Linked DNA regions of Mus musculus: regions 1 and 2 are each linked to region 3. Evidence: chromatin loops called from intact Hi-C (ENCODE). Cell type or tissue: heart. All regions are shown on one strand.

What was found. A loop is a pair of places that touch in the nucleus more often than their neighbours do. Peaks named below come from ENCODE experiments on the same cell type or tissue, not always from the same donor. Only the 100,000 strongest peaks of a DNase experiment are listed, where the experiment ranks them.
Region 1: a loop joins it to region 3, with 3 times the contacts of the local background. A loop is called at or near these places in 2 of 42 quality-filtered maps.
Region 2: a loop joins it to region 3, with 3 times the contacts of the local background. A loop is called at or near these places in 6 of 42 quality-filtered maps.

What each region holds. Positions count from the first base shown.
Region 1 is chr19:40,369,866-40,377,865 of GRCm38, reverse strand. It overlaps Sorbs1 (sorbin and SH3 domain containing 1), which reads left to right. Exons shown (of 29, transcript NM_178362.1): 7 at 850-1,221; 8 at 4,249-4,390. Among named protein-coding and RNA genes, the nearest start is that of A930028N01Rik, 77 kb to the right of the region's middle. In heart, a CTCF peak has its summit at 7,253; DNase peaks (open chromatin) are centred at 755, 7,245 and 7,835; H3K27ac peaks cover 3,856 bases.
Region 2 is chr19:40,493,823-40,501,822 of GRCm38, reverse strand. The region is part of intron 1 of Sorbs1 (sorbin and SH3 domain containing 1); the gene reads left to right. Among named protein-coding and RNA genes, the nearest start is that of Sorbs1, 16 kb to the left of the region's middle. In heart, no CTCF peak of the experiment used is centred here; DNase peaks (open chromatin) are centred at 2,462, 4,982 and 5,092; H3K27ac peaks cover 3,134 bases.
Region 3 is chr19:40,428,342-40,436,341 of GRCm38, reverse strand. The region is part of intron 2 of Sorbs1 (sorbin and SH3 domain containing 1); the gene reads left to right. Among named protein-coding and RNA genes, the nearest start is that of Sorbs1, 81 kb to the left of the region's middle. In heart, a CTCF peak has its summit at 1,080; DNase peaks (open chromatin) are centred at 1,071, 1,591 and 4,131; H3K27ac peaks cover 3,499 bases.

The DNA of each region.
Region 1 (8,000 bases), 58 kb after region 3:
AACCACCCCCTGCTCCTCCTCCTGACCCTCCCAAGCTATTCTTTGACAACCGCAAAGATGACGGTAACCGCGGTGAGAATCACACACTGGGGACATGGGCCTCGTTCCCAGATGCAGTGAGGCCTCCCAGGCTAGGCCCCCAGGTTACCTCTGATCCCGAAAACCAGAAGAACAAAGAAACTTACCTTTTGCAGCCGTGTTATCCAGCCAAGGCAAGAATCTAGGAATGTTTGTGTGTCTTCTACACTGTCTCTCTCAGAACCGGTTGAAGCGGCTCACTTGTCTTTTGGGCTTCCCTGCCCTCCCTCTCCTCACTAGTGTTACAGCACTTGAATCCCGAGTCCTTCTATCTAACTCTCTGAGCACAGCCTCTCCTGTCTCCCTGGCTCCTGTCTGTCAATGTCTCAGTATGCCAGACCATGGAATTCATAGACTAATAACGTGGTAAGAGTGTTCAAGTCTTACGACAAGGTGCTAAAGAAACTGCATTTGCTCCCAAGCTTGCGGGCTCTGTGGCAGTTTTGTGGGGTTAAACGCTGTCTGCTTGCCCACCTGACTCTCTTCTGTTGTTTGTTCTCTTTCTCTCTCATAAAGTGTTAAAAGGTTTCAAAAATAGACAGACGGAAAGTGAACTTGGATGGGGCTCCCTCTGTGTCATAGAGTATCAGGAGGCCAGCTGGCTAGCGCTGGCTAGCACTGACTGTCTCATGTACTCTGAGGAAAGGGCACTGATTAAATATTTCTTGAAGTGCATCACTGCATGTCCACGCGCAACTGTTTAAATGTGGAATTCCTGTCTCTCTGCCGTCCCCTTTGCGTAACTGCGTAACAACCCCTTATTTCCCACAGGGTGCCACCTCCTCCAGCTCAGCCCCGTCTGAGGTAATAGTTGTTCCTCTCTACCTGGTTAATACTGACAGAGGGCAAGGGCAAGAAGGCACTGCCAGAACTCCAGCATCTCTGGGGCCACTTGGCTGCGTCCACACTGTCCCGGCGACCACCCCTGCTGCCTCACCTCTGACCTTCCCGACACTCGATGATTTCATTCCCCCTCACCTGCAGAGGCGGCCCCACCACAGCCAGCCAGCCAGTGCTTGTGGCTCCCTCTCCCCTGCTAGCCAGACGTCACCACCCTCACCACCACCTCCGCTGGTCCCTCCCGTCCCGGAGGACCTCCACAGAGGCCTGGAGCCTGACCTCCCGGGAGCTGTCTCAAGTACCGTAAGCTTGCTGGACCCCCTTCCCCACGGCTACCCTGAATGTCTGCTCCTGGCAGTAAAACCCTCCCTTTCTCACTGAAGTACTAAGTTCTGAGGCGGCCTTGGCCACTGTGCTTGTGTGCTGGCTGGATCTGTGTGTGCTATCCCTGAGAGCATGTCTCCCTTGTGCATCCTATGGGCCACCTATGGCTACTCTTGGCCTTTCAAGAACACTCTCTTCCTCTGCTCTGTTGGGAACGCACGTCTTTCTGATGGAAGTCTGTCTTCCCTCTGAGAAGTGTCTGTGATCTTTACCTCACCTGGTCCTGATCTTCCTAGGTCAGGGCAGATGTAGTGTTGAAGGCTGAGAAAAGCTGTGGAAAGCCACAGGCAGATTTGGTGATAGGACACGAGGAAGAAGAGAGTTTATGAGGAGGAAAGTTTTTATTCTTTGGCTGATTTCATGAAGCGGACTCTGTTAAACAGAAGCGGAGAGAGGGAGAGAAAGGGGGTGGGGGCGGTGCGTCTAATTGAGTAAATAGATCTGAAAACTGATGTGTTAAGACTTTCTCACAAGACATAATTGCTAGGGCCCCTGAGGAGGAGGCCACTGTGGTTTTGGTGGCAAACACATATATCAGTAACGGTGGGAAATGTAAAAGTCCTCTCTGTTCAGAATGAGTCTCTTTATAGACAGCCCAGCTGCTTCTGATACAGTAGAAGTCCGGAGCGAAAGAATCTGAATGGACATCATAAGTCATAATGTGAGGACACTTGCTGGCTCAGTGGGATCATGTCGTAACCACTCCTATGATAGGGACTCAGTGGACTCAATTCAGCCCAGCCTAGGGGAAGTCCTAGTTCCTGTTAGCTGCGTTGCTGAGGACTTACCCTAGTGAATGAAGATGTTAAAGGAACTGCTAGGTTAGTGATGGTTTCATCGATGTTCTAAGCAACTAGGATTCATTCACAGGTGCACTTACAACAAGCCAGGACTCCTGCTTTCAGACGGCCTGGAGGAGTTAGGTAGAGAGTATCCACTCTCAAGGCTGGTTGGTGCGCATGGGATCATCCGAGCACTGGAGAAGTCTAGTTTATATACCATAGATTTGATTGAGTGGGTCTGGGAAGGAGCAGGGGCCTCTCACTTGGTTGCAGGTATCAAGTGGGTTTTGATGTTGGAGCCATAAACACCACCACTATTGACACGTGGTACAGTGAGTACCACGTGTTTTGCGGCTAGGACTGAACATTTACTTGCGTCCTTTGTTGGAAGAAGTGTGCCCATGAAACTAGGTTAAACGGCTTGTTAAGCCGAATCGAGTCAGAGAACAGGAAGGAAACGTCTTATTTAGTTTAGTGGGGAAATTGTAATGAGGTGTCAAACACACAAAAGCTGGGAACTGTTGCATCATGGGATGGGCCTCTTCTCCAACCTTCCAGATGCAGCTCAGTGCAGTTATAGATAGAGCAGGATTTAAGCCAGATAGAACCGTGAGCTTGGATCTCTTACTTTGAGCTTTGCAGCTCATCTTTGCTGCAGACTGGTGTACTCTGTGCCTGGTAGGGTGGCATCCAGACCCTAAGTTGATTGGTACAAACCCCTCAAGCCTTGGAAAAAGATCTTACTCCAAAGTTGAGCTCATAGAAGTGGCTATCTAGATAGAGAACATTTAAAAGAGTTCAACCAAGGTATTGGTGACAAAGGCCCCTACTGGGTGACAAAGGCCCCTACTGTGTATCAGGAGCTGTCCAGGGTGCTGATACCCATACCTCTTCTGATGAGCGTGCATTCTGTTGCTGGAAAAACTTAGCTCCCACACACCCTTGCTGGTAGCGAGCCTCTGTCACTTTCATAGTGTTGTTGCTCTTGCTGTTGTTGTTGTTTTGTTTTGCTTTTGAGCCATTTTCAGGGCATTGTATTATGTGGTGACAGGAGAGAGAGAGCGAGAGATTGTCCTTGTGTGCCAGTATACCCTGTAGGTGATCGCTGAGCATAATTGTTTCAAAAATAGCCATCGAAATCCTGTTCTTAAAGCCCTTTAAGAATGCCAACTTACCAAGCTTAGTGGCACATGCCTAGATGCAAGCAGATCTCTGAGTTTGATGCTAGCCTGGTCTATATAGGTAATTTCAAGCTAGCCTGGGCTATATAGGGAGACCCCGTCTTTGAAAAAAGAAAAAAGAAAAAGAATGTTACCCTGGGGCTGAGGATATGGAGTGTTTGCCTAGCATGGGCTCAGCCCTAAGCTTAGTCCCCAGAACTGGGGCATGGGGGTTGTCATCTTTAAGGTTAGAAAGATATAAAACAAAACCTTTGTGGAACCTCTAAGTGTGGTGGAGAGGGAACATTTGCCAATGCCCTATTTTAGGACCTTGTTTCTCATTTGTTTCAAAAGATTGGCATTATCGCTTCATCATTTTATAAAAGTATGTTTCTGGTAGGAGTCTCAGGTTTTAAAGTCAAGATTTCCCATGGCTTGGTCCAAGGATTTTTGTTGGTCTGACACTGGAGTGAAGAAGAGACGTCCCAGCAGGCAGGATAGGATCCCGCTTGGCTGCTGAATTGCTCGGCGCTTCTCTGACTGCTCAGTGATGTTCAGAGTAACCATCTATGACAAAGGGGTCCCTCTTTCTTCTTACACCAGCGCCTTGTCTGACATCTCTCCAGAGGGCGCCTGGCTTTCCCCACTTTACACCAGCTCACGTTCTTGGATTGCATCTGGAATGGCATGAGTTTTGCATGTTATCCTGTTTGGGTTTGAGTTTGCCTTTGCAGTAACCAGATTGATGCACAGCTTCTACTAGGTGAACAAAATGGACGATACTGAGACTCTCAGCAACATTTACTGACCTGCCTTCTCTTCCTCCTTACTAATACTGACTAGGAGAACAAATTTCCAGATTCAGCTTCTAACTGGAATTGACCCATTGGTTACATTTTCTTTTATAATTAAGGACTTGGTAGAGATGGTCATTCCCTCTTCTTACTAAGTCTTAATTCGAGATGTCTAGTATTTACACTTCTTTTTAATGTTTTGTTTTTCAGGGCAGTCCTTTACTAAACGAAGTTTCTTCTTCCCACATTGAAACCGATTCCCAAGACTTCCCTCCAACAAGCAGACCTTCGTCTGCCTACCCCTCCACCACCATCGTCAACCCTACCATTGTGCTCCTGCAGCACAATCGAGGTAAGGCAGCCTCCTGCAGGGTGCTGGGGTCAGCAGTTCCAACTCATGATGTCTGGGGCAAGAAGTTTCTCCTTCAAAAACATTTCCCCAACCCTGCCTCTAAGGAAGCTGTCTATCTGTCCAAGGACCCAAAGATCAGCCCTAGCCGGGAGACAGAGACCTCTGATTTGCAATAATGTCAATTAATCTATATATGCTGGGCTGGTTCATGGTCATGTGCTCAAGTGCTGTACCTTGTTTTGTTTTTGTTTTTGTGGTTATCTGCAAACAGTTAAATGCACAAAAGTGGGAGTTTGTGTCTCTGGGTTCCTTATCTTATGGTTTGTAAAGAAGCTTTGCCTCAGGCCTGTGGCTATAGTATGTCTCTTAAGTGCTGTCCTAAGTGACGAACTTGTCCAGAGTGATAAGTTTCTAGAAAGTGCAGTTTTGAATACTAAATTTCGAAAGAGGAAACACTGAATAGTTCATTGTTTACAATGTAAAGGATGCTTTTGTGCCTCTGTAACAGAGGCTTCTAGACTTTCTCCTGGTTATTGGCTGCTCCTCTTCTCAGAGTGCCATCCTCTGTGACCTAGATTTGTGTGTCTGTTTGCCCTGATTCCACATGGCCCAGGCAGCTCTGCTGCTTAGGGCTTCTGTTTGGTTCCTATAGTTTCTCTGGCTATTCTGGTTGCTCCTGCTGCGTCTCTGAAAGAGCCTTGGGGATCGGTCAAACCCAAGAGCTTCGGCATAGTCATCGTATAGCTTCACCTTTCTGCTTTAAAATTCAGGCAGTGGTTTTGAATTCCAGCCTTTCCATTTTGGAATTGTACAGAGGAATAAACTTTGCATTTCTAAAAGTCTTTTTGCAGCACGAAATAGGACATTTTTAGGCCATCTCTCAGGCAAGGGTTCTTCTACACTGAACTAAAAGAACACTGCAGGGCTGTGTACTGTCTGTAGCTCAAAGCTTTGTTCCAAGACCTCTCTTCTTGACACCCCCTTTCTCACTCACTTCCCTACCCTTCCCTTAGAGGAGATGGGGCTACAATCTTATTTCCATACCGAAGAGAGGTTTCTCTTTTCTGCTTCTAACTGGAAAAGTAGATACATTAAAACATTTTCTCTCACTTTAAATGCGTTCACTCAGTCTTTCTCGGTGGCTTCAGCGGTTTCAGGCTGTTTTCGTCATTGTTGTTTTTGCACTGTGTGGCCCCCGGTGTTCTTCCTCAGGATAGAAGGGCCCTCCATCTGAGCACCCATTCTCCTTCTGCCCTGACACCCTCCCTGGCAGCGGCTCTCCTTGCCAGTGTCTGTCATGCAGAACAAAGAAAAATGCAGAAAAAAAAAAGCAATAGCTTCTCTGTGAACTTCATGACTCATTATTTAAAAAGCAAGTTAGTTCCCAGAAAGAAAGGCAGTTTCTTTAAAGACGGGATTTATTCCCAAGGCAGCTTGGGTTTTGGGAAATGCCAAGCGTAATGTCAGCTGCTTTTGCAAAGGCCCTCTGACAACACCTACAGGGACGTTTTCAGGCACCAAAATGCCTGAGTTCCCTCTTTGTTTCTTCCTTGAATGAGTGAAATTCTCTTATTCATCAAAGAGAACTTTTGGTTCCTGTTTTTCTCTTGACCAAAAGTTCTGCCTTTGGTTTACAATTAGGATTGGTCCAGAGTGAAGCACATCCTGCAGAAAAGTATGTGTGCAGTGATGCTGCGGGGTTTGGCTTGTCTGGGTTTTGCTTTTTAATTAACTAGTGGTTTCTGTAAAGAGAACAACCCTGGGTTCATCCCAGGTAGGCCACGATAGGTAGGGAAGAGTGAGAGTGTGTGCCTATCAGTGGGATTTGCGTCAAGTGTTTCCTGGCCCTGCTTTGGAATGTACCCAGCCTGGCATCTCTGCTTCTTCTCACAAAAGAACAATTTCTTAACTATGGCAAAGTTTCCTAAGCGGTGAGAACTTTACTCTATATCTGAAAATCTGGTTTAATCATCCTTAAAAAAAATAAAAGTTTCCTCTTTTTTTTTTTTTTATTTTTTTTTATTATGTCTAGACTGTCACAGGGCCTAGTTTGGCAGAGATGTCTCCCCTGGCCAACCTCCTCACACTAGGGGACAACAGGCTCTGAGTGATTGTGAACAGCACTGTCCCCTTTCCACTCGTGCCAGTGTGTCCCAGGCATTGCTCACCCTCATTGAAGTAGAGGTTCGACTCAGGAAAAGCCTCAGGGCTGAAAGATACACACGGTCCCCTGCTGGGGCCCTTCAGCCTGTACTGTGTGTTGAGATCTCGAGAGTCTGGTTAGCTTACAGTTCAGATTCCAAAGCTATGGAGATGGGGTAGGAGGACAAGGTTCCAGAGCGGAGGTTTGCCATTGTGGTTGGCTGTGGACCACCTTGAACAGCAAGACCTCCATGGTTCCCAAACGTCTGTGGACAGGAACGGTCGGAGTGTCATCCCAGTGCTGGTGACTGAAAAATAGCTACGGCCGTCTGTATGGCGTTCTGCGAGAACAGCCATTTTGCCTTGGAAGCAGAAGCAAACATCTTACGTTTCTCTGTTGCTTACATTTGTTTCTGCTGGCAAGGGAGGGCCCTGCCTGGCACCTTGCAGTATAGAGTGTGGCACCCGTAAATCCTTTAGATACCAGGGTACTCTGATACCACAGATGAAGAAACTGAGGCCAAGAGGTTATTCTGTTGGTTCCTGTCATCTGGCAAGTTGCCAGCAGAGTCGAGCCTTGAACTTCACGGTGCCTCTCGTTCAGCCAGTGTGAGTCCCATGCCTGAAGCGGAGGAGGGCAGCTGCGGTGTCCACTGGCCTTGAGGTCCCAAGCTGCTCTGTTTGCTTCTACTGCATACCGATTCTAGCAGCAGGATAGGAATGTGGCCACTGGGGACAGTGACAGTGTGCATGGGCCGGCACAATCTATTTTTATCTCTCTGGTCGGTTGCTGTTTAGCAGCTGTAGAAGGTAAAGGTTACTTTTCTGCTTATCACATAGGGCACACAGGATGCTGTCAATAAGACCTTGGCCTCCCCTCCACATGATCGCCCAGGAGAGTGAGCAGCTGCGTTCAGTATCGCAGCGACTAGGTCACGAGGGTTGGAAAGAACTGTAGACTGTGAGCTGGAGGTTTTGCTTCTAGAACCAGATGGTTTTCAGTGTTATCTTGAGTAATCTAAGCCCCTTATCCCAGTGAGGTCACTTTGCTAATGCCGATTATTTTTAGAATTTCTCTATTACCCTGGAACAGGCAGATGTTTGGTGACTAAGCTACAGTGCTGAGGATCTCCACTGAGGAAAATAGCTGTCCCTAACAGCCGAGGCTGGTGCTAAGATTTCAAGTGCTAGATGAAAAGGCTCTTACAACAGGGCTGGCATTGGCAAGCTCTGGAGATGGCAGTTGCCATGTCCCCAATTCTTCTCATAGCTCTACCAGAAGGTACCGAGTCTGGCATGGTAAGAGGACCATGTGAGGTTGGAAGAGTCATGAGGGAAGAGATCACCTTGGGACAAGATGGAAACTCCTAGATCACTTTGGTAGGCCCAGGTCCTGGTGCGGATCTGTAGTTTGGGGACCTGGGGGACCTCTTGCCTGGATCATTAGAGCTACATCATGACTCCTGCC
Region 2 (8,000 bases), 65 kb before region 3:
GAGGAGGAGGAGGAGAGGAGGAGGAAGAAGAGGAGGAGATGATGATCCAATTATGCAAGTGTTAGGACCTGGACACAGCTGTCTCAGTAGATACAGGTCACAGTCATTATTGTTGAATCAGAGTCTCACATAGCCCAGGCCAGCTTCGAACGTCCTGATCCTCGGTCTCTACCTTCAAGGTCTGGGATTGTGGGTGTGCCATCATGCTTGGTTTATGTGGTGTTTCCTGTATCCTAGGCAAGCAGTCTCCCTGTGGAGCGCCGTCCTCCATCCCTGTAAGCACCGTTACAGAGAATGAAACAAGGGCAGAAGTTACAGAGCCCGTGAGGCATCTTCAAATAGAAGACTGGAGACTAGAAAAAGAATATTGCCAGGTGAAGCTGTGTTCCTTGATCCACTGGGCACCCGGAGCAGGGCAGAAGTGATGATTTCAAAGCCAGGGACTGCTTTGGTCGTGTGAAAATGCCAGTGTGTTCGCAGTTTGTCTCCCCAGGCTGATCACTCAAACCCTGGATCTTTTTCTGTCTCATTCTTTCTGATTTGCCCCGTCTTGTCCTCACAGAGTCCTCCTACCATCTCTGTCCTCGGGGAGAAGTGGGGTCACATCACATGCTAGAACGGAAATGTGCACGAGAGGAGTTCAGATGACAAAAGGGACAGAAGTTGGGTCAGGTAGCAGTTGGGGCTTGATCTGCTCTTCAGGGTTTCAGGTCTTGGTGATGTCATTCCCACCGTTGCCCCATCTTGCCAGTAGGCCTATCTAAAGTAACACACTGCTCTAGCTACGGACGCCTCATTTTCTTGAATGAAGAGAAAGTTCTGATGCTGGTCTCAGGGATGGCAGGCAGGTAGAGCCCTGCTTTTATATGGAGCTTTAGCTTAGGACGTGTCCTACAGCTGGTGGCAGTGCACAACAAGAACCCCAGAACTGGACTGCAGTTTGAGGGCAGTTTGGGCTATGTAAATATCGCATACACGCACACGCACAACATCTAACATGGTTAGAGATGTAGATCAGTTGCCTAGCATGTGCGGGGTCTGGGCTTCTTACCTCAGCACCACTCTAGTCTATTTCATTCATTAATTAAGTGTTGTTAAGGGAGAGAAAGGGGCCTGGTGTCCCCTGACAGGCAGGCAGTCAGCAGTGTGTTTCTGGTATTGAGGTAGGATGGGTATATTTGCTCTGACGAGGTAGGAGGGGACCACTCAGGCAAGGCGGGCACTTCAGATATAGGTGAGGGATGTGGCGTCATGTCTCGTCCAAGTTGGGAGCACAGGGCAAACAAGTCTAGTGATGCATGTGAGGCACGTGCCTATAAATGGCCGATCCAGCACTGACTTCCTGTGAGGAGACTTCCCAACAGCCTGAATTCTCAAGATCAGGAAGGAGTGAGTGCAGGTTGCCTGAATGCTGGTACTCGCGAGCATTGGGTGCTTAAAGCTTGACCTGTAACTGGCTCTGTCAGCCATTTGCCTTACTGTCCCATTTTTTGCCTTGATGTTCTATCTGGGTGGGGGAGGTGGGTGTTGTGCCTTATATACGGTGGCTACAATAGGAATAGGTGTTGAGTAGATCCTGCAATTGCCCTTCTGCTCACCAGTCAGCATGAACACTCATTACTCATTTATATAGTACCTTGTGCATTGATTATTCACGGCAGCCTGGAGGGCTGACCTTTGAGCTTGGTTTCCCAGTGTGAAAGGGCATGCACTGTAGATTCCAGAGTGTCTCCTATTGCTTAGAGTCTGTGTGGTACTTGGGAGCTGTGCACATGAGCAGTTTCCTTCTCTGATATACGAACATACAAAATCATTTGCAGGTTACCTTTCTCTCCATGGATTCTCTTTAGTCAGGGCAATGCCAGGGTTGGGTGACTGTCTCCTGTGAGCACAGGATGTATTGGCCAAGGCTCACAGTTTGTTTTAGCAAGTAGGGTGGGAAATGGGGACATTTTCCTGATGTCTTGTTCTTAGGGAGTCTTTCTAAGGCCAGGGCAGCACAGATACTGGGTTCTCCTGCTCTTGGCCTTGCTTCCTAGACAGTGAGCATGGCAGACTGTGACAGGGGACTGGCAGGATCTTGAAGGTAGAGGATGAGGTAGGTAGGACTGGAACTGGAGCTGGGAGATCTAAATCACTGCTCCAGTGGCCTGGTCAGTAGAGATCTGGGAGAGAAGCTAAGGCCAGAGTAGGAACTGTTTTTAAGCCGAACAAAGAGAACAGAGGCTCCGGGGATAGCAAAATCCCAACAGGGATTGAAATTACAGAAGCTGGAGGAAGCCGGGAGAGCCTCAGGCTTCCGCAGGGTTTGGTGGTGTCTGCTGAAAATCAGATTGCCAGGCCCTCAAACCCTGACCAAGGTATTGTAGGCCTTCTCAGACCATTTTCTGTTTGCTTTGTGGTACATGGTGCATAAGTGAGCCAGCACTGGCAGGTGTGAGGGGGCGAGGCCTCTTGGGAACTGGGAAATATTAGTCATCCCTGCGCACTGATAGAAGATATGCGCCTTGTCAAGACAGCTGTTGTGGGAGGCCCCACGGCTGCCAGCCAGCCTGCATGACAGTCCACGTTCTTGGCGTTATCTTTAATTATTAAAGTTCTGGGCTATTTAAGTGCTCACCTGAAGGCTCATTGTGAATAAATTTTCCTTTCTCAGCTCGAGCAGAGGAGTTTGTGGTCTGTGGTTCTGCATTCCACAGGTGGCTCTCGCAAGGAACCCTCAGGAAAGATGCCCTTGATTGCAGGGTGCAGACCTTGTGGGCTGCGTGCGCTTGCTTTTGAATTTATTTTAAGTGAGTCCTTAATTTTGTGAATATAGCGTTTATTTATTTATTTATTTTTAACTGTAGGCCAGTCAGAGAGACTGCTGCTGGAATATGTAAAATAGTTAATCCGTCATTAAACGGCCAGGAGCCTTTGATTGGTGGTACCCATGGCAACCTGCATAGCGTTTAGGGATCTTTTGGGATTCTGGACTTCTCAGAAAAGATGGAGCAGGAAGTTTGGGGGTGCCTGAGAGCTTACCTGCTAGGCTTGCCCTTGAGGCTAGGGTTAGGGTAGGGCTGAGCCAGTCCTCCAGAGGTTGGAGGTCAGGAGTGGGCTAGACGGGAGGAGAGTAGAATTGGAGAGGAGACTCAGGTTCCTTTAGGGTTGGCTCATTTTTTATTGTTATTGGTCTCTGAGTCCTGGTGTTTACTGTCCTCTCTCCAGCCCCAGGACTTCAGCATGTGTACGTCCTTGGCCTCCTGTACTCTTTTCTCCCTTCATGTCAGCTCCGGTCATCCTTGAATCTCATCTGAAGCACCATGTGCTCTCGGAGACCTTTGACCCTGCAGACTAAATTAACCTCTTAGTGTCTCATGGTTCTGTAGCTCTGGACAGAACATTCTTCATAGCATTTGTCTCAGCTGCTATGTAAGGCTGGTCGGTGTGCCCATCCCACCAGTCTGTTGGCTCCCTGAAGAGAATGGCAGGGCCACGTCTTGTCACCACCACATCCCAGCAAGTAGCTGGCTCACAGCAGGTGCTATAGCTGTAGTGTAAATTAAATCATTTGATTATTTGCTAAGTTTTGGAGTTTTATACAAGATTCCTGGAAAACAAAGAAATGATACCACCATCACCACCACTACCAATAATAATAATAATAATAATAATAATAATAATAATAATAATACCAATAATAACAACAACAACAACCCCTTCTTTCCTCAACAGAGTCTTCAAGATATCCACTGAGGTACAGGAGGAAACAATTATAGTTGAAGTTCTATTTATTCTTTAAAAGAAATGCATGGATTTCTTATTTATAGTACTATAGATTTTATAGTTAGCGCATAAGTAAATATGTCTAAAGCTATTTAACTAACAGGAAGGTGTGATTGGAAACTGGTGACTGTTGCTCTCAGGAAGAGGTTGGTAAGTGGAAGGGCTTTTACATTAATGTATGATGCCCATACGTTACCTGTGTTAGGTGATGGTGACACGTGGACGCACAGGAAGGGGTGGGACCTGAACCAACAGAAGGCATTCCCAGTAGAAGACCGAGGAACTGGCACATGCAAAGGCAGGGTGGTATGGAAGGCCTTTAGTGAGGGCAGATACTGCAACATGGCTGGAGTGTGACACAGAAGGGCTTCTGGGTGCCCTCTACGCTGATTGGGGACATTTGGGAATGGAGACTCCCAGCTAGGAAAAGCTGGGCAGGGCAGACCTGGGGTGGTAGGGAAGAAGAGAGTTGTGCAAAGGTGCCTTAGGAAGTTACAGTATAAGGAATATGTGGGAGTCACAAGAACATGGCAGTGTTGGGGAGGAGGGACCATGCCGTAAACACTGAATGTGCTCCATGTCATACAGCTCCCGGTCTTCATTGCACAGTGGATGGGCCCGCCTCTCTAAAACCTTCATCAGACCGCTCTGTGAAGTTCTTATTTTTCTCTACCTGGCATAGTTTTTATCTTAATATGTTCTGGCCTACAACAGTGCATATGAATGAGAAAGCGACATGCGGTGTATGTATGTAAATGTGCGTACTTGGTGTTTCCTTACCTGTGTAATCAAGCTCACTCTTTGCCTTTTCCTTTCTTTTTTGTTTTGTCTTTTTGTTTTCAAGTCCAAGACATGAAGTAATTACGTAATTAGACTCCACATTGAGTGTGGCTAGATAAGGTGTAATTAAAGAAGAAAGCCTAATTTTGGAAGAATGATAAGAGGTCATTTGACTCAGTCTGGGCCCAAATCCAATCTTGGAAGAACAGTAAGAGGTCATTTGGATATAGGGAGCTTGAGGCCACCCTGGAGCCCAGACTGGCCTGAGGGCTAGATGGATTCCATTTCAATTCACTGTGGAAGCCATTCAGTGGGCATCCTCTTGATACAGGGTGAGTCAGTACCAGAAGACCTGGATTTCAGGGAGGGCATGAGGGGACATGGCTTAAGAATAATCAGGATATTCTAGACCAGGAGTTCAAGACAACTGGGGTGGACGTGGACGTGGCGGGTGAGGGTAGGGTAGAGGCAGGTGCCCTTTAAGCCATGCTTTGGAAGGAAAGGAGAATTTCAAGTGCAAGGACAAGAGGCACTTGGATTTTTGGGGATGAATGCCAGCGCCAAGGTTGGAGGTAGAAGGGACATGGCCGTGTTGGTCATTTCGTGGTGTGGCGAGGTCGTGCTTCTGTGGCCTTGGCAGTTTGACAGACAGCAGTAGGCTGATCACGGTTGTGTCGTGGTGTCTGGGTGGAGGAGTTACTGTTGTTGCAGGTGGTAGAGGTCAGGGCAGGCTTCCTTTAAACAGGTTTGGTAGGAGATCAGAGGGTTAGATGGGTTCAAAAGGAGAGAAGGAAGTTGTATGAACCAGGAAGGTCCTGTTCTTACTCCAGCCCTGCTTTGGAACCAACAGAGAGATCTTAGGTCAGTCACTTCCTTTCCTGAGCCTGGGAGAGTCACCACTACGGTTTGGGCTTCTTTCAGACTCTCTAGTCATCAGAGCCCTGGGCTCTGGGGCAAAGGGAAGGATCTGGGGTGAGGACTTGTGGGGCCACCTCAAGGTGGTGAGAGAAGAAACCACAGAGTCCTCTTCCTTGTCCTCACAGAATGGGCAGGAGGCAGGGGAGGCGCTCTGGTGACCAGGTTTGAGTCATCTTACATTTTTGAGACTGACATAATGTATGTAGAACCTCCTCGTGTGTCAGGGTTGAAAATTAAGTGCTCCATTCTGGGGCGGAACAGAGGAGTTAGTTCATCTCCCTGAACTCACAGAAAGGAAATCGTTCGCTTAAGGACCTGCTAAACTCGCCGTCTCCCCCAAGGCCAATCTTGGGAAACTTCTCTGGCCTCAGTCTTGAGGACCTCTGTGCAAAGAAGGCTGCAAGGCAAAGGAGCAGAGCCTTGGAGGCTGAGCTGCAGGGGTAGAGAGGAAGGACTTCTAGAGCAGAGAACAATTGTAGCTATGATGGCAGACCTCACAGTAGTGAGTCCAGGAAGCAGGAGGGCGGGCTGTGCTCTCCCTTGTTTGCTTGTCTGCTTGCTTGGTTTTGAGATAGGGTCTCACTGTGTAGCCTTGGCTAGCCGGGAGACCAGGTTGGCCTCAACCTCAGAGATCTTATCCACCTCTTCCTCTGGCGTGCTGGGATTGAAGGCGTGTGCCATCACGTCCAGCATACTTTCTGAATACTCATTGTGTATACTAGCTGATTCACATGCGTCCTTGGCCTCAGTGTCATAATTGTGATGGCTAATTTTGGTCGTCAGCTTGATACACTTGGGGTGAGGGAACGTAGCTTAGGAATTAATTGCTTTTATCAGATTGACTTCTAGTGAGCATTTTCTTGATTGCTAATTGATCCAAGGCCCCAGCCTACAGTGGACGGTGTCACCTCTGGGCATGTGGTAGCTGAGTAAGCACTCCTCTGTGGTCTCTGCTTTGGTTCCTGCCTCGAGCTCCTGCCGTGGGTTCCCCTTAATGATGGACTCTAACCTGTAAGCCAAATTGAGGCCTTTCTTTCCAAGCTAGATTTGGTCCTGATGTTTTATCACAGCAACAAAGAGCAAACTGGGACAATAATCCTTCCATCATTTCTGCCTCTGTTATTATCCTGGTCCACAGATAAGGTTGTGGGATTGGAGGGAGGATCTTGTTTCTCTAGGGTCTTAGTGGTATTTCATTTTATTTCCATTCCCAACTCCTGTGGCAATAAATACCTGTTACTCTGCTGGCTGCCTTGGAAATGTAGGGCAGAGAGAGTGACTTGACTCTATGACGCTCATGCCCAAGTTAAGCGCTTTTCTAAAACACAGCTTTAACTCCTGTTCCTGGCACAGCATTCCAGAATAGTTCAAAACCATCGTAACTGCAGCCGGGGGCACTCTGTGCTCATCACGGCCAGACCCCTGATTCACAGATTTGGAAACTGGGACGCAGGAAGGAGAGAGGATATGTTGAGGTCAGGGGCAGAGTGGAGATGAGAAGTGGAAGTCTGAAGACTGGTCCTTAGAGCTATTTTAAGGCTCCCTGTGGAAAAGTTTGTATTTAGACAACAATGGAGACCTTTGTCCAGAGAGTTGGTGTGGGCAAGGTTGAGTCTGAGCGGTCCTCTGTGTGTTTGTGCGCACACAGTTGTGTTTCCTTCACTAGAACCTCAGATGTCTTTGAACTAGCCCAAAGGATTCCTTCAGACCAAAGGCTTTGAACAGGTGGGAAGCGCTTAGGAAGAAGGGGAAAGGTCAAAAGCCACAGAAATAGATGTGTAAACTGTAAGCTTGGCTAAGGGGAGTTTTTAATTGGTTGAACCCTGACCATATAAGGCAATCTTGAGGCGTCATATGCCATTTCTATGGCTTTACTCTAAAGTAGGTATTCCCCTCCCACAGTTTTTCAGAAGGAACTAAGATTGTGACCCTACCCAAAGTCATATATTTGTAAGACAGGGCCAGGAGAGTGTGCTGGCCACTTTCCTGTCACTGTGATAAGATACCTGGGACAATAAACATACAAGGAGGAAAGGTGTATTTGGCTCATAGTTTCAAAAGTCTTATTAGTCCATGGCAGTCTGGCCTTATCATCAAGGTCAGCAGCCCAGGATGGTGGAGGCATGCGAAGGGAGCTAAAGTGCTATGGCGGATGGACAGGAGACAGAAAGACAGCATGGGCCCAGTACCCTTGTCATGGGCAGTCCTCTGTTCCTTTCCTTAGGTTCTACCTTCTAGACATGCCACCATTCCCCAGAAACATTGCTGTCTGGGGACCAAGTCTTCAACATTTAGGCCTTTAAAGATCCACACTATAGCTGGGCAAGGTCCCCACACCTTGGTTCCAATGCTTAGAGGCAGGTGGGTCTCTGAGTTCAAGGCCAGCCTGGTCTACAGAGCAAGTGCCAGGGCAGCCAGGGCTACACAGAGAAATTGTGTCAGTCTAATGCTCTATCTTTACACACACACACACACACACACACACGAGAGAGAGAGAGAGAGAGAGAGAGAGAGAGAGAGAGAGAGAGAGAGAG
Region 3 (8,000 bases):
CTCCAACGTCCATCTGCTACATGTAGACTTTATGTTCTTTCATCTCTGATTCTACTATATTAGGTATAATTCATTTAAAAATCTGAAGACCTTTTAGAAACCAGTCGTAACAGGGTCTAGAGGGGTAGTGATCCCTCCCTCCTTTGGTCATCTTTAGCTATGTTATTTATCAAAATGTCCAGGACAGGGCTAGATTCAGATGCCTGCCACAGATTGGTTACATTTAGTGGGTGGTGACTTAGTCTTTGTGTAAGTCTGCTGGATTGCTGACATCATGCTGACATCATGCTGACATGATAATTCTTTTTATCATCTTCACAGGGAAATACAGAGCTTCATTAGAGATCCAGTGACCCCCACATCCATCTAATATATCTAATCTTGAAAGGCAGCTGATTAGCTCCGTACTTATTCATTGTGAACATATGTCCTTTCGTGGCAGTCAGTATTTGCTTTTCTTAGATATTCATTTATTTAATTGTCTAGGTTTGAACTTTTATGGATGCTGATGTGAGATTTCTTGGTATGCTTCTAGAACCTTCTTTCAACCCATTCTCCATCCTGGAGATTTTTGAAGGATCACTGATTCATCAATGGCAGTTATGTCACTTTTTTTTTTTTTTGCCAAGGATCTGATGGACCTGGAAACCTGCCATTCCTAAAGCAGCTGAGGCTGGCCTGTCTCATACCTGTCTGTCTTCTGCCTCAGTTGCTTTCATGGGTTTTTCCTCCCAAAAAGATCCTCCTTGTGGTTGGATGGGGCAGCATCACATGGCAAGTTTTTCTTGTCGTATTACAGTGGCCACTTCAGCAGCTTCTTTACCTCTTTGCCTCTCTTTTTGACAAGAGAACAACTTTAAAATTGCAGACGGGGCTAGGGAGATAGCTCAGCCGGTACAGTGGACAACCCGAGTTCTCTTGTAAGAACCCGAGTTCCATCTCTGGAAACCACATGAAGTCAGGCAGAGTGGCTCATTCAGTCAGAGCTGGATGGCCAGCCAGCCTCATCTACTTGTTGAGTGCCAAGTGAGCGAGACGCTGCCTTTAATGAAAACAAAACAAGTGCAACACCCAAAGCTGTCCTCTAGGGCCCACGCAGTCTCACACTCCTGAAGGTTATTCATACCCCACTGTTTTAACTCATCCAAGGCCTTATCTTTTTCTCAAGTGCTTTGTTCAGCTTCTACCCCGCTCCCTTTATTGTGGCCCAGACACTAATAGAACATTCCAGTGCTAGGAGGGCTTCGGAGCCTTTTAAAGAACTTTCCAGACTCTGTAGCTCTCTGCCTCCCAACCCTCTCTGAACCAAAGGGTTTTTCTCAACTTGGATTTCCCTACTTCCCTTCCAAGAACTCAGCATCTTTTTTCCTCTTCCCTCCAGTTCTGTGGCTGGCTTTCTGGCTGCCTGCTACAACCTTGCAGGGCAGAGGTAATGACTCCCTACAGGATTCATCCCTGTTGACCACCCAGAACTTCCCAGCACACCCTTAATCCCCAGATGATTTGTCCCTTAGGACTCCCACCCAGGACGGGGCTGGGCTGGCTGGGCTGGGCTGGTCTACTAACAACTCCACTGTGCTTGAATGTTCCTGGAGCTTGTGAGCCTCTCCCTGGGCTGAGGCACCCCCACCACCAGGTCAGAAGCCAAAGGAAAGAACCAACTAGGGATGGGCTGGTGGAGAGAACTCAGTAGCCTGAGTAGAAAGCAGAGTGTGTGGGGAAGGGAGAGGGAGGTGGGAAAATCAGTGGTGACCCTGAAGACCCTCAGCCTGCAATCCAGGCGTGGTCCCCTGTTCTGCAGCTTGGGACCCATTTTGTTTTGGGATGACTAAGTCCAAGGAGAAACCCTGAGCTGACCTCATAGAGCAAAGAAGTTCAAGTCTATTGTTACAGACCTGGGATCATTAAGACTCCTGGCTCTATTGAGGTTGATCTCTTTACTGTCTGTGGAAGAGGATTTAAAGAGGCAAATCACAGTGAGGGATGTTTGATTTAAGGAAAGCTTTTTAAAGAGCCCACGTTAGGGGTGTGCATTTGCATACAAACAATGAGAGTGCTAATTAAAATGATTCTCACATCCTTGTTTCAGCAGCACAGGACTGCTGCCTGGCAACACTTGCACAGTGGAAGGGAGCGCTTTGAAAGCCAGCCTGGTCCATCATTCTAATCAAGGAAGACATATTGTGAGCCTTTCATCTGCAAGGCGCTGTGCTAGGACCACTCTGTGTGTGTGTGTGTGTGTGTGTGTGTGTGTGTGTGTGTGTGTGTGTGTGTGTGCGCGCGCGCGAGTGTGTGTGAGTCTAGAGTATCAAACCTAATAGTTGTCTTCTAGGGTGGCAGGTGACAACATAGGGAAGTCTGAGTGGAACCTGTGAATTGAAAGGTTGGTAGGAAAGAGTAAAGAAGAGAAACGTCGTCCCACCTGTTGAGTTAGGACCTACTTGCTCACAGTGCTTTAGAAATTGCTAGCATTCTGCCATGTACAACTGCCCCTCCCCCCCCCCCCCCCAAAAAAAAGGAAAATAACAGACTTGTCTAATTCCCTTTGGAAGTCATAGCCCAGCATTTAAAGTATTTCTGTCATCGTCATCTTTGTTGGCATCAGCCATGACTGGGCACCTGCTGTTTGCGGCTGGTTTGGACTGGGCCCCAGGGAGTGTGGGAAGGGTTGATCTGGTCTAGAAGTGAAGTGAAAAATCTTTCAGCTCCTAAAGGAAGCTGCCGCTACCTTTATCTTTAACAAAGAAGAAGCATTTTCAGAGCATCAGGTCTGACATGGAGATGTCCGTGGACTGAAGTCTGTTCACTGGTTGGGAGACCTTGTTTGTAGTCATGTGGATTGGGTTGCACGTCCTGGCCACTTGCCAGCTTTGTGATCTTGGCTTGTGACCGACCTCTGAGCCTCCTTTTTCTCGTTTGTGAAATTGGGATTGATGTAAGGGTAATCATAATATGATGACGATGACAGTAGGCTTGCACTGTGTAGTGTACAGTAGAGTGTGCCTGGAGCTAGGCTGCTGAAGTTCACATTCCATTGCTCTGGAGCCCAGGAAAGTTGCTAAACCTCTCTGGGGCTGTCTAAAGGAGTAAAAAGGAGTAAACAATAGTGCCCTTACCAGAGGATTGTTAAAAGTAAAAATTATAAAGCACTGTATGAGAAAACATTTAATAATCATTAAAAACACACACACACACCTATAATTTTGATTTTCAGATTTTTGAGAGCTTTGACCCTGGGCAAGTATTACTCCAGCTCTCTTAGTCCCTGTTCCTTGTTGTTTATGTATAGTGGAGGTAGCCAATGTTCTAATGTATTAAAACACTTTCTGGAAGGAATTGTCAGAGCTGGGATCAGAACTCATATACTTGCTTTAAAAGTGGCTGCAGGCACATCTGTAGCCATTTATGCAGGCAGATGGCTGTGCGTGTATTAAAAAGTCTTTCATACCATAAATGTGTTCAGTAAAAAGCCAGTCCCCTCTTCTCGACGGCCGCTGTCCTGTCTCATATACCTGTGCTGGTATCTCTGGTGTTGTTGCTATCTGATGTCCCTATCAGCTGTGACTTTGAGCTCATGTCCTCTAATGGGATCTCGGGGGCACACCAAGGTAGCTATCACACTTTGGTCTTTTTTGGTCTTAGTGCTTCCTCTCTGGCTGGATTTGGCTTTGAAGACCAAAAAAGTCTATTGTATTGCGAGACCTGTTGAAGGTATTACAACCTTCCGGAAAAGGCTAATATGAAGTCATGCTTGCGAATGAAGTGCTGAGAAACATAGGAAATCATTGTATTGGGGAATAAAGCAAAGCAAAACAAAACAGAACAACAACCCCAGCTTCAACACATTTGCTGACTCCCTGTCACTCAGGCATTTTTTCATGTTTGCTGATGAAATGAACACTTTAAAATGCTGTAACATAATGTATTAAAAGACAAACACTACCCTCAATGAGTGGCGAGAGGTGCTTTAGTACTCACACCCTATTTTGGGCCTCTGGAATTCAGTTCCTTCCTGTTGCCAGCTGAACCTGATGCATTAGATGAAAATATAGTCCTATCTTCAAATGTGGACAGCGGGACATTCTGTCCTCTGAATTTCAGTGTTTGACTTGGGTGTTGCAGGAAACTTGGCACCCTCCCTTTTCAAAATAATAAACAGACATGATGTGGCCTCGTGTTTCATCTGATGGGCTTAGATGCTATTGCCTCATAAAGGCTGATTCATAGACAAATGGTAACTAATTATAGTAGCTTAAAAATAATACCCCTGTTTGAAGTTGACAAGGCAGGATGCCATGCGAGTCTTGGAGGACATGAGAGACTCTGTTTCTTTGGTGTTACGGAGGTGACACACACTTTTCTAGTTTAGCTGCTTGGTGGTTGTATTGGTTCATTAACTGCTGTCTTCATTTTAATTTTTCTAGTGCCTCCTCTGTGCACAAATACAGGAAATGTCTTTTTCTTGCTAGCTGTCTACCATATACATACAAACATATATACATACAAACACACATATATATATATATATACATACATTTACCTGTTCGTTCATTCATTCATTCATTTATCTACCTATTATGTACCAGGGTTTCTCATCTATTTATTTATTTGTTTGTTGGTTGGTTGATTGGTTGGTTTGTTGTGTGCTGGGGATCTAGCCTAGGACCTTGTACAGGTCTTCTGTACACTAGGCAATGTTCTTAGCTCTACTGATGATATCTTAATGAAACGGTGTCATGTTTGAAAAAAGCAAGTGCATTTTTTTTTCTAGTTCAAAACGTTCAGAATCCTTCTATGAAAAATAGCAGGAAGTTGTCTACTCCTTCATGGAAAGTTTAAATGACATATTATAGCATGCTTTTTAAAAAAGCAATTGGTTATTATTTCATGTGCATGTGTGGGGTTTGAGTGCACGCATGTGCACTGTATTTGTGCAGGCCCTCAGAAGTCTGAAAAGGTCATCCGATCGATCCCTTGCAACTGGAGCTGTAGGTGGTTTTGAGTCCCTGAACTTGGGGCCTCTGTAAGAACAGCAAGAGCACTCATCTGTGAACAATCTCTCCAGAGGATTGTTATCACAGATTACTTTCATTGCTTCTACCTCACTGTGAATTAATTTTACTCCTGATTTAGTTTTCTCTAAGTAAATAGACCGTATGTGATCGTGTATAAAACTTAAAAATTAGGAAAATATCTGCAATAAGAGTGAATCTTCTGCCCTTCCTGCCTTGGCCAGCTCTCTTCAGAGGCAGTCTGGGGCACCACTTGCCTGCATTCTCTCCTGGAGATGTCTTTTGCATTAACCCAGAAGGACCTCTGTGTACACCCTCCACCATATTCTTTACCTTGATATTTGTTTTCTTTTAATCCATGATCTTGGAGGTCTTCTCACTTTACAAATTGAATTGCTTAGTCTCTGAAAACCAGTTGTTTTAAAAAGTGGCTGTGTGATCAGAGAGCAATTGTTTCACTCTTTTACCTGTGAAGCTAAGCATGGTATTGTGTGAATAATGGTGTCCATCTACTGAACTGTTTTGCTGCTATGAGCAGAACTTGAGAACTCAGGGACATGAGTGCTTTCTCCTGTTACTATTGCACTGCATGGTTTTAGCCAGTTAATCTTTTTGTACCTCAGTTTCCCCATTGATACAAGGATATTTATCTCCATGTGAAGATATGATAATTAAAAACACTAGTCTCTATTGAGTGCTCAGCCCTAATTGGTGCGTCTCTATTAACCTTGCCTGCCCCCTCTGACCCCCAAGACTCAGGAACATCAATAAAGAAGAGGTAGGAAGAATATGCCAAGTGGGGCTCAGGGACAGTGCTGTGAAATGTGTCTTCTTGACATGACTTAGCCTTTCTACTTGTAAATAGGTATGCTTACCTGTGTAAGATCAAGCCAACAGAACCAGTCATTCCAATAGGCAGCATCAATTACACTTATGGGGAAAAAAAAATCTCAACTAAAACACCCCAAACCAAAACAGGTGAAGGCATGAATTAGAGAGGGGGGGCATATTTGAAGGAGAAAGGCGGGGGAGGAGTTAGGATATATATGATGAAGAGGCATGGTTTACAGGTATGAAATTGTCAGAGAGTAAATGAACAATAGAAATAAAGAAACAAAGCCCTACTAGTCTGTGCTGGGCCAGTGCTGGGCATATTGATAGACGTGGGAACACATGTATCCTAAGGTGAACTTAACCTCTGCATGTTCCTGAACTGACCTCTGACGTAGAAGCTTTGACACAGTATGGTGCCTGTGGGTTATATGTGTCTCTTAGATTTCCTCGGATCCCATGTTCATCCTCTTCCGTTTCCTGTTATTTTTGTATGACGTGCTAGAGGAGAAGAGTGAAGATGGTATTTCAAGCCTTCTTTTTCATGGGTTCACACTCCTCAAACGCATGTCTATTAAATGATTTCCCCCACATCTGACCCGGGCAGAGCTTTATAATAACCAGATGTTTATATCTAGGTAACTATGTAGTTCATGTGTGCATATATGATTCAGCATTTATTGAATGGTTTCTGCATGTTTTAGGCTATAAATAGAATCTTTAGTAATGTCTAGAAGGCGCACTTACTCTGGTTTATTTGTCTTTGGCAGTGGGAGTTCAAAGGTCTCTTTTCTTACTGCAGCAGAGACCACTCCTTTTGGATTCAGACTGAGCTAAAATCCCCCTGCTGGGGTTTGTTGGGTATTTGACCTGGGAGGGTCACTTAGTTTCTGAGGTTTGCTTCTCCCCTTACATATAGGATGACAATGACAGGAGAAGACAGATAAAGGAAGGACCTGACAGTGTGTGGCACGGAGCAGGTGCTCATGGGCTATTTATTGTTCTTTCTTTCCATCTCCCCTTCTTCCTATCCCTTCCTCAGTCTCCTGGGAGTAACCTCCTTGACCTTGGCCTCTGCTGCTGTGGTCAGCTCTATTCTTCTCCTGACTCATGCCCTGGATGCTTTCTTTGCCTTAATTTGGGGTGGTGGTGGTGGTGACAGCAGCAGCAACAGTTGCTGTCACTCACATTGTACCAATTGCCTCTCTTCTAGTGAGTCAGCCAAATGTGAGTGCCTGGAGGGAGGTGTAGCATCTTCTACACCACTCACGTCAGCATTGTGTCTTTGAAAGCAGCGGCCAGCAGCAGCACTGTGGAGTGGAATGGCACCTGGTGCCTGGTGGTGGCCTCTGAAGGTCTTCAGAGAGCTTTCCACTAGCTATCCGTTTGAGGCATTTGACTAGACCGTGTCAGTGGGGACCCCTTTGCTGGTTTTGTGCTATTGGAGGAGAGTGGTACCAAGGGCATGACTTCATTTCATCCGTGCTCCTTGAGAACAATACTTGTGGACGGCTACTCTTGCCTCTCCAGCCTTGCTTTACTCCAGAAAAGCATGGGCTGTTTGTCTTTCAGACCTAGTGGCCAGCATAGCTTGGTTCAGAGATGAGATCTTAGTCAGGCCAAAGGCCTGAGTAGAGAAAGGGAAGGGAAGGGACGGATGGAAAGAGCAGAGTGGCCTTTGCCAGGGCCCTAGAACTACTTATTTAGATAGCAGCTACTCTATTTACCAAAGTGTTTTGCTGTGAATATTTGAAATAGCAGTCACACCCTTATGCAAATGTAAGAACTAGAAGACAAGCAGGCCAGGCCCTTCCCACTCTGAAGTCCTGGGCATCTTACAAACATTATAGTCACCTGAGGCTTCTCTTCTGTCTGATCTCTCTGTCCTTTAAGATCTACCTCAGTTCCCACTGCCCGGCTGTGAGTTCTTTGGCCTCGCACTACTTGTTTGGTAATTAGATAGAGTGTTTTCTCAAGAACTGTGAGTTGTTGGAGCTCTTGTCCTTTTTGCATCTTTATATTGGCTTTCCCACTAATTCTATTATTTAGGGCAATTGCTATCAACCCTGTCTCGCTGCAGCAGAGGGCCTTTGCAGCAACAGCGATATACTAGCTAGAAATGTACACCATAACTACTAAGTTAGGAAGTCTGTTGTG